Linked DNA regions of Homo sapiens: region 1 is linked to region 2. Evidence: chromatin contacts called from ENCODE Hi-C or POLR2A ChIA-PET data. All regions are on one chromosome and are shown on one strand. Each heading gives the region's core, a stretch centred on a gene start or an enhancer-like site at or near the end of the contact. The rest is flanking DNA. Distances are from core to core; before and after follow the strand shown.

What was found. A loop is a pair of places that touch in the nucleus more often than their neighbours do. ChIA-PET counts read pairs that join two places held with the same protein, here RNA polymerase II (POLR2A). Pooled maps may share reads with other maps.
Region 1: a loop to region 2 is called in a map with no recorded cell type, with 2.2 times the contacts of the local background. The contact joins the enhancer-like site here to the promoter of LINC01928 in region 2. A Hi-C loop is called at or near these places in 6 of 168 maps with a recorded cell type or tissue (Caco-2, HCT116, HepG2 and 2 more), 2 of 37 single-sample maps with no recorded cell type and 2 of 50 pooled maps. POLR2A ChIA-PET finds 5 or more read pairs at or near these places in 2 of 52 experiments (MCF 10A and WTC11).

What each region holds. Positions count from the first base shown.
Region 1 is chr18:11,498,136-11,503,084 of GRCh38, forward strand. The region is part of intron 2 of LINC01255 (long intergenic non-protein coding RNA 1255); the gene reads left to right. Among named protein-coding and RNA genes, the nearest start is that of LINC01255, 12 kb to the left of the region's middle. Within about 2 kb of position 2,461, at least 2 of the 41 ENCODE cell types and tissues checked have a DNase peak (open chromatin) inside an H3K27ac peak, as active enhancers do.
Region 2 is chr18:11,452,363-11,457,306 of GRCh38, forward strand. It overlaps LINC01928 (long intergenic non-protein coding RNA 1928), which reads left to right and starts at 2,116. Exons shown (of 4, transcript NR_146901.1): 1 at 2,116-2,171; 2 at 2,390-2,476. All of the region lies in intron 1 of LOC107985173 (a long non-coding RNA gene), which reads right to left.

The sequences.
Region 1 (4,949 bases), core at 1,211-3,710, 46 kb after region 2:
GATACGGTTTGGCTGTGTCGCCACCCAAATCTCACCTTGAATTTTAGTAATCCCCAGGAGTCAAGGGTGGGACCGGGGGAGATAATTGAATCATGGAGTTGATTCTTGTGGTAGTGAATAAGTCTCACAAGATCTGATGGTTTTATAAATTGTGTCCCCTGCACAAGCTGTCTTGCCTGCCGCCATATAAGGCGTGCCTTTGCTTTTCCCCTCGACTTCTGCCATGACTGTGAGGCCTCCCTAGTCATGTGGAACTCTGAGTCCATTAAACCTCTTTCCTTTATAAATTACCTGATCTTGGGTACATCTTTATTAGCAGCATGAGAACAGACTAATATGGCTGGCAATAGAATGGACAAGACCCTCACTTGCACCTTTCTGCCTTCATGGGCAAAACCCACAGCACTCACACTTTCATAGATTCTGGCAATTATATCCTAGCCCTGCAGCTTTAGAGATGCAAGAGCTGCACCTCTGATCACCTGGCCTGCTTTTGAATTTTGGCTGCAAAGACTAACACTCAGGGCTTCTGACTGCTTTTCTTTTCGCCCACACGTAAACTTGCTACGTTTCTTCCCCACCCCATTGTTTGTCCAGAAAGCTACAAATCTTTCCAGAAATATCCATATGGCATATCTCTGAAATCAGTCAGCCAGAGGTCAGTATGTATCTGTGCTTTAAACTTTATGATTAGTGCCCTAAAAATATTGTTATAGTCTGCATTGGGTAAAACGTGCCCCTGCCCTTGGATTTCACATTAATTTCTGAAGTTAATCTTCCTGAAGTTACTGAGAATCTCTGTGTTGCTAAATCCAGTGGAATTTCTTCCCTCCTCATCTTACTGGACCATCTGTAGCTTTTGGCACCATTGACTATTATTCTCTCTCCTTGAAATACCACCTTCCTTTGGTTTCCAGGAAACTATATTCTCTTGGTTTTCCTCCTGCATGTCCCTCTCAATCTTCCTTGCTGGCTCATCCTCCTCCACCCAGTCATTAAATGTTGTAATTTCTCAAAGTTCATTTATAGTTCATTCCTTTCACACTCTATCAATACCCATGGCCATACAGAGACTCCCAAATTCCTTTGTCCAATCTTGATTACTCTTCTGAGATCCAGAGCTATATAGCTAGATGGATGTCTTTCTAGCTGTCTCTATTGGGATATCAGAAAGACACACTTCAACACTATATGCTTCTGAATTCGTAACATTTCCCACAATAACAACCTTAGTCTGCTTCCAGTGGTTCCTCTCTGAGTAAAACCAGCATCCACCATTTGGAGATGCTTCAACGCTGGCAGTCAATCCAGTCTTTCTCTCTCTCACTGTGTGTAAATTGTCTCTCTCCCAGTCAAGGGAGATTTTCCTTCCTAGGTTTCTCTGTCTCCATCCTCACCACCACCCTCATCCTAGAAACCATGCCTGCCCATGCCGCAACCTCTTGATTTGTCTCCATACATCTGGCCTGTCCATCTGCGTTTGTTCTCCACATGGTGAACAGAAAGTTCTTTACAAAATGCAAACCTGATTTTACCACCCTTTGCCTAAAATCCTTCCGCAGCTTACCCCAACTCCAGGTATAAAGCCCATAGGCTCTTCGTGGTCTTCTCCTGCCTAAGTCATTCACTCCATCTGCACCCTACTCCCCCCACCCCAGGATGCCCAAGCACCGGCGACACCCAGTGCTTTCAGCTCATCAGACAAACCATTCCTTTCCCCACCTCTGCCACCTCCACCAGGCCTTGAAGACATTTTCCCTCTACTCAGAAGGTACTCCTCATCCTTCGGCAAGTTCAACCCTATTTCTCCTTCAGATCTCAGCTGAAACATGACCCCTCCAGAAAGGCTTTCCTGAGTGTCCCGTCTAGCTCAGCCCCTCACCACGCTTCCCGGCTCTCGGCCTCTCCTGGAAGCGCTGGCCACTGCTGGGCTTCCGCACTTCCTCTGTGTGTATGTGACTGCATGTTCCGAGGCTCCACATCTTTGGGCTTAGGAACCACTTCAGGTTTCATTGTTTTCTGTACAAATCACGGTGTGTAGCCAGGACCTGGCATATAGCAGGCACTTGATAAATATTCACTAATATCAGTCAATGATTTCACCCTTTTTATGCAAACTTTTGCAACAGGCTGGATTATTCAGGAGGGATAGTATATTCTTGAGTTATCAGTCAAGTAGATTCCCTCTCCTCCCCTGCCCTGTCCTCAACCAGCCTGACTTCAGCAATTTCACTCATTATTTGTCTTCTAGAAGAGACAACTTGCCTCCTAGAGATAGATGAGAGGGCGACTTACTCTGCCTACTTACAGGTCATGCTAGAAACGTTTTTCTAGGAAAGGTACTGAAACCCTTAACAAAAATCAGTTTGTGGTTCATCAATTCACATTGTTTAAATGCCTCATGAGAATGGACAAGTGGAAGTAAGCTACAGCTATTTTTGTGACTCACCAAAACTAGAGGTCACAGCTGTGCCCCAGGGCAGTCCTGCCCAAAGCTACTTGCTTTCAACCTCACATGAGTCACCCTGTGCGGCTGGAAAGAGCAAAGTCTTGACGGAGATTCCATTTTTTTTTTTTCTGGCCGAATGACTAATAAAAGATCACCTTGTCAAATTTAGCCTTAGCAACAGGCAGTAAATTTGTAAGTGTACTGTTGAATTAAGTTCCTGCTCTTAAATTTGAAAGGATAGATTTGTCACCTTAAAAAAAAAAGATTTTAATTTTAAAAACAAGTGATTCTCTTTATCCTCTGTAAAGATTCCTGGCAAGTTATCTTTGCCAGGGCAAAAAATAGAGGCCTGGAGGCTTTCATGTATTTTCTAAAGGTGAGCAGGTCACCGGTCAAAAGTTCTTCACTATAGACAAAGGGATGGTGTATTTACTATTGCTTATACAGATAGTTGTGTTTAAACTGGTTGGCCTTTAAATATTTGACCCCAAGAAGAGGGCATCTTTTCTTTATCAGGCTAAAAGTTTTTAAACGTAGAAAAATCAAATAAAGAAAACGGAAATTTTCAAAGATTAGAAGGGATCCAGATTTAGCCACAGTGAAATTGCTCAGCACAGGGGACATCTAAGAAAGCATACTATACTAAAAAAAATTCTTCATTATTACTATCATTCCCATATTTGAAGTTTGTCCATAAATGCAAACCACAAATATAGAACATTGCATCACAAAGATGTTCTTCATAGCCTAAGAAAGTAGAGCTGCTGGACTTCTCTTCATTATCAAGATTTACCATTACAGGCTTTACACTTTTAAATTTGTTTGTATCCGTTTTACCAATGAGGAAATTGACAGCCAGAGAAGTTAATTAATTTGTTTAGTGGTTCCCAGAGTACAAAGAGCATAAAAAGCTGAGCAGGCACCATGGTGCTTAGGAGTGTGGACTCTAAAGACATGCTGCATGTGTTTACATCCCTGCTCCATCATCCACTGTGTGACTGCAGGCAAGTCCAATGGCTACTCTAAGCCTTGGCTTCCTTGGCTATGAAACACAGATGATAATACTGAGCTCGTACCATCATTTTACATTCTAAGTGAGATCATGCATAGCAAGCAGTCGAAACAGTGCCTGGCACATCGTAAGCTCTTAAAAGCTTTAGCTGTGTTTTAAAATCACCTGGAGAGCTCACTAAAGATTAGGATACCTGGGAACCTCCTCAAGAGATCATGATTCACTAGATCTGGGCAAGAACCTAGGAATCTGCATTTTGATAAACACTGCCAGTGAGTTGGAAAACCACTATTAGTGCAGCCAGATGTACCTAATTCCAAAGTTAATGTTGCCTCATCAGGAAGCAAATTCTTCAGTCCCTTCCCATTTTGTATTGGTATTCCTGTGATTTTTCAAATGGGCCAAGTGTTACTTCAATTTAACACCTTCCTAAGTAACACCTCGTCTACATTGCTTTGGGAAAAAAATCACTTTTTTTTGCCTCTTAGATGCTCTCTTAAGTCACAATATTTTCCATGATGTTGCTCTTCATTTTTAGAGTCCCATGGACCTGCCACGACCAGGCCCTTATGTCCTTCCATCGTGTAGCATCAAGGACTTGACTCGTGTCCTCTCTAGGCTATAACCCAGTCTCCAAAGCCAAGCCCGTGTGACCAGAGACAGCTGAGTGTTCAGGGGTAGCTGTGTTTCAGGCCAACTCCAATTTGGTGTTTTTGTTTCCATCCCCAAACCAGGGGGCCTGCAAGCCCCACATATCAAACAACTGGTTTGTGGAATTGGCTGTTATTACAGGGAGATAACTGAGCTGCCTCCTGAAATCTGAGGTTCTTAAACCAATTGGGTATCATATATACCCAGTGCTTTCTGGAAAAGTAAAGTGTACAACTCAATTTTCACCATGTTGTTTTGGAGAGCAGACCTCAGAAACCAAAGGCAAACACTCAACATTCCAATCCAACTCCATCGTCTTCCATGACATGGGCAGTGAAGTCACATTTGGTTAGGGCTTTAGTTGCTCTCCAGGAATGATGAACTTAGCTTGATAACAGATGTTCTAAGAAGCTAACAAAAGCTACCAAGCAAATAATTTTTTTCTAGTATCACTGTATGCAGCTTTTTCAAAATGACCAAGTGATCTGACAATAGAAGGAAAAAGCAATAGGGTGATTCCATATTGTAAGCCAGATATTCAATTTGAACCAAGCTCTTTGAAGCCCTCAGTAGCTAAGTAATTAGTCTTTTTCTAAATTCTTATAAAATTTCAAGACCATGAAACACTATGGAAGATGTCAGAACAGCAAGCAGCCTCAAAGTGCTGTAGATGGGATAATTGGAAAATAAGAAATAAGAATTCACTAATCTTTTCTCTAATTTATAGTAAATTCAATTGTGTTTACATATTGGAAGACTTGTACTTTTTTCTGTTAGTAAAATATACCCCAAATGTTTCAGGATCTCCTGCTCAAAGAACCTAGAGTATGCTTAAGT
Region 2 (4,944 bases), core at 866-3,365:
GTTGTATACTGGGCATTGTGGTTGACACTACAGAGAGATTCTTGACTTTGTTATTCTATTCTGAAGAGTGTTTACTTTTGTTCTTGAATGTAATTTAATTACTTACTCATCACCCTGCACATGTGGAGGCTACATGTTTGTTATCATACCAAATGTCCAGGTTTTCTTTTCATCTTAGAACTCATCTTTATTGTTGGGACATAACAGTTTTTCCTAAGTTATGGTCTCTCTTGGATTTCCATGGAAAGGCCAAGTTCTTTTAACTTGACAAGATTCAAACATCCAACTCTGTTTTTACTCAGTTAAAACTCTGCTTAGATTTTTCAGCCTTAATGTTTTTGCGTTCTTCCATCCTCCTGGTATTCTCTTGCACAGCTCATGGGCAAGCCAAGCATATGAGGGTAGTAGATATTTGATTTGTGTGCTCTTTCCTCTGTATCTCCCTCCTTTCAAGATTTTTTTCCTCCATTTCCAGTCTCTTTGACAACCCTGAACTCCATATTTTCACATCTTATCCTAATAAAACAGTACTGTTTTTTCTGCTTGAATTCTAGCTATCACCGCAATATGTGGACTAGGGATTGTTTTTAGGAGAAAAATGGTGTGAATGTAGCTCTCAGTGAATTTTTTTTTCTTTCCAGGGTCAAATTTCCTCCAGGTTCAATCAGTTTCCTCCTGATTTTGCTTATTCTTCAGTGACTTCTAATAGCTGTGCTTTAAAAAGTATTTCATTCAGAGTTTATAATTGTTATGTTCGAGAGGATTAGTCTGATGACAGATATTACACTATTTCTGGATCGGGCTCCATAAACTATGTTTAAATATTAATTGGGCTTATGGGTTTATGGTTTACTAAATCAAGTAGGCAATATGTATTCAAACCACAAACTACATGAAGATAGGCCTGTGGTTACAAATTCTCAGGTATAACTCTTCCTTTGTACCCAGAACTCAGGCTGAGATAGACAAATTCATTTGTCATCTGACTGTGCAAAGGTAAAATTTTCTACTCACTCTTTCACTGACGGTATTTCAAAAGTCCGAATTCCATATAAAATCTCCAACTCAGCAATTAGCCTTGCATCACATGACATACCTGAACTCCTGTCCCTGTGAGGCCATTTAAGCCCAATCTTTTTGGTTCTTGATGTAAGTAGCTCCTGCTATGGCAACTAGAGAGACAGTTTACCATGTTTATTTTCCAGTTTCCTCTTGGTTTATTTCCAGTTCAAACTATTTACTTAATATACCATTTTGAGATCTAATAGGACCTTCAAACATTATATACTGAAAATAGAGCTCCTGAATTTTTCTATCAATTCTCTTTCCTCCAAACTTCTACATCCCAGTAAATAACACTATTATTCATCTCCTTTCCCAAGTTCTTTCAATAGTCCTCCAAAATGCATCTTAAATCAGCCCACTTAACTCTTCACTAACATCATTCTAACATCAGACCTTAGCATCTTTTATTTGGTTTGTTGCAATGCCTCCAACTAGGCTCCTTATTCTATCCTTCTCTGACATATCCTCCACGAGCAGCCCAACTAAATATATTAAATAAGGACCATATTATAACACTTCCCTGCTTAAAGCAGTTTAATACTGCTACATTGTTTTTAGTGTAAAATGCAAACTCTTACATGGGTCATAAGATTCAGCGTGATCAGAATCACACGTGTCTCTTCAATCTCAGCTTGCATCACTCTTCCCATCTCTCAGTTCATACTGGCTGGCACCCTAGTCTTCAAACACTTCCTTTTACCCACAACTTGGAAGAGTAGTTTTGCATGTTGGAGAGTGGAAGTAGCTTATGCCTAAGTTCTGATCACAGACACGGTGATGGTAACATCCTCTGACGTGGTAACAGAACATGTGACCCCAGCCCACAAGATGAGAAAAACTCTGGCTTGGCCAACTCTGGTTTTAAAGGTTGGAGAGATGTGGAAATTTGCACTTGTAGTTGCTGCTATTTTTGGAACCAATGAAAAAGTTTCACAGATTATTAACTTTTAGTAGTTGAAGATTTTTAGATTGAAAGATTGCTGGGAGAGACAACCTCGCCATCTGATTAACGGCATGAATTTCTTCTTTATAATGTTCAACTACAGTATGAATTGGCAAACATTTTCTCTAAAGCTCAACACAGTAAATATTTTAAGCTTTACAGGGTAGGTATTCTCTGTTGCAGCCACTCAACTCTAGTGTTTAGTGCAAAACTGACCACTGAAAATATGTAAGTAAATGAGTGTGGCTATGTACCAATAAACCTTATTCATGAACACAGAAGTTTGGATTTCGTATAGCTCTCCTGTGTCATGAAATATTATACTTCCTTTGACATTTTTCCAATTATTCTAAAACAGTAAAAACCATTCTTATCTTGCAGGCCATACCAAACAGGTGCTGGACCAGACCTGGACTCCCTGGGGCCACAGAGCTTCATTTGAACTAAGTAGAAGACTGCTCTGGTTAGGTATGTCTTTGAGGCTGTGAGGTAGGCTGCGACAGGTTTACTTTTCTCCTGGGACTCTGAAACTCTAACATATTCCAGGATAGTGGCGTTGCTGGCAATCTGTGGTCCTAGTGCATCCCAGAGCATTTCAAAATGAGGCCCCAGTCTTAAATTCTAACTGTAAAGCTACCACCCCAAGTCAGAACCCAGAAAGTTTTCTCTGGTTGTCCACTGCAACAATCAGAGAAAGTTATGAGTTAGCCAGAGGATGAGAGTGCCGCCTTCAGTCTACCGCCTGTTGACATAATTTTAGTTGAGAGTGGGCAAGAAGACTTCTCTGGGCAGTGTTTTCAACAAGACCACAGGGAATGGGAAACCAGGGGCATCCTATATCCTGCCTCCCAAAACTATCTGGAGCTTAGGAAAATGTTGAAAGAAGCATGTTATAGCAAAAGGAGCATATACTTGGGCAGTGTATAGGGTTGGGTTTGAAACTACCAGAAATACCTCTCATTGCGAACCCAGAGAAAATTGTGCCAGCTCTCTGAATTTTCATGTCTTCATGTCTGAGGTGAATGTAGTGATGCCCACCTAGGCTCCAAGGGCCTTGGGCATAGTGCAAGCCTGGTTAATGACTTTCAGTCAGTCCTGCAATATGTATATTTATCAGGTGCCTTAATCTGCACAAAACACTGCTCTTAAAAGCAAATTAGACGTAGTATTTGTTTTCATGGAGTTTACAGTGTAGCAGAGAAGACAAAATTAAGTGAACATTAAGAATAAAATAAGAAGTGCTATGACAGAAGAAAAATAGGCAGCTCTGAGGACATGTGCCAGGAAGGCCAACTGCTCTAAGGAGCCAGGGAAGTTGCCCTAGAGATAATGCTTAAGCTGAAGCCTTGAGAAAGAAGAGGTAATTTAATCATGGCCCAGTGAGACAAGGGACACATGCGAGGTCTGGGGGGCCTTTGAACACTTAACAAATATTCACATTGTTTTCAGGAGCTACAGACCCAGATTACATTTTTTAAGAGAGGAAGAAATGGTTGGCTGTAATATTAAAACTAAAGCTAACCAGTCATGGGCTCCTCGGAGATTACCTCTTCTTTCTTCTAAAGCAGAGCAAAATTAAATGTCCAACAATGATAGACTGGATTAAGAAAATGTGGCACATATACACCATGGAATACTATGCAGCCATAAAAAATGATGAGTTCATGTCCTTTGTAGGGACATGGATGAAGCTGGAAACCATCATTCTGAGCAAACTATCGCAAGGGCAGAAACCAAACACTGCATGTTCTCACTCATAGGTGGGAACTGAACAATGAGAACACATCGACACAGGAAGGGGAACATCACACACCGGGGCCTGTTGTAGGGTGGGAGGAGGGGGGAGGGATGGCATTAGGAGAAATCCTTAATGTAAATGACCAGTTAATAGATGCAGCCCACCAACATGGCACATGTATACATAAGTAACAAACCTGCACATTGTGCACATGTACCATAGAACTTAAAGTATAATTAAAAAATTGTAGCAGGAAAACAGCTTTGCTGTTTTCAGTAATAGGGAGAGGGTTAACATTTAGCTCGACAAGGATTCATTTCCTTTAGGCTTCTAAAAAGTTTGCAATTCAGGAATATTGATCTCTCTAAAGTAGAATGTTGGCCTTTAGTAAGCAATAAAAGAAAAGCATAAACAATCTTTTCCCTGCCAAATAATTTTGTTTTAGTATCTAAGCACCCCATGCCTCTGTGAAGGCTCCAGGACGGGCCATTCATCAGTGTCTCCAGCAAGTATACTGAAATACCTGGGGGAAAAAAAAAGAAAAAACAACATGCCTTACTGATGAGGCATCAGAAATTTTTGATTTCCATTTTATGACTTCTAGTACTAATAATTCTAACTTTTATAGCCAAATAAATTTGAAACATCAGAATACAATCTTTAGAAATAATTAATGTTAATATGTTCTAAATAATTTATATATTTACTCTTACTTCTGTCACCTCCACCCTCAAAGAGAAGCACATATGAGCCTTGTTTGATCGTGTAGCCAGGGTCTCTTCCCTTAATCTCAATGCATTTGAGTAGCTTTTTAACATTCTAATCACATTCATACTAAACCTTTAACCACCCCAATTCACACTGTTTCTACATAACCTAGTGCTTCACCAATACTGATTTCTAGAACCTTAAGGAAGGATCCTGAACGATGATGAAATCATTTGAATATTCCCTTCACGGGATATAGAAACATTTTTATAAAGAATGCCAGTTCCATTAAGGCCAGTCAATAAAATAAATAATAAACTAACGGAACATGCTAATGTAATCTCATATCACTTGCTCTGATGTCGTGTTACATGCGTATTAGCTCTCATTGCTAAACTTGTGAAAAAACAAAATTTGAGGAGAGATTTTTTTAAATGCACAAAAGAAGAATACAATAGAAAGAAACAGATTTGTGGCTATTTCTGTTTTA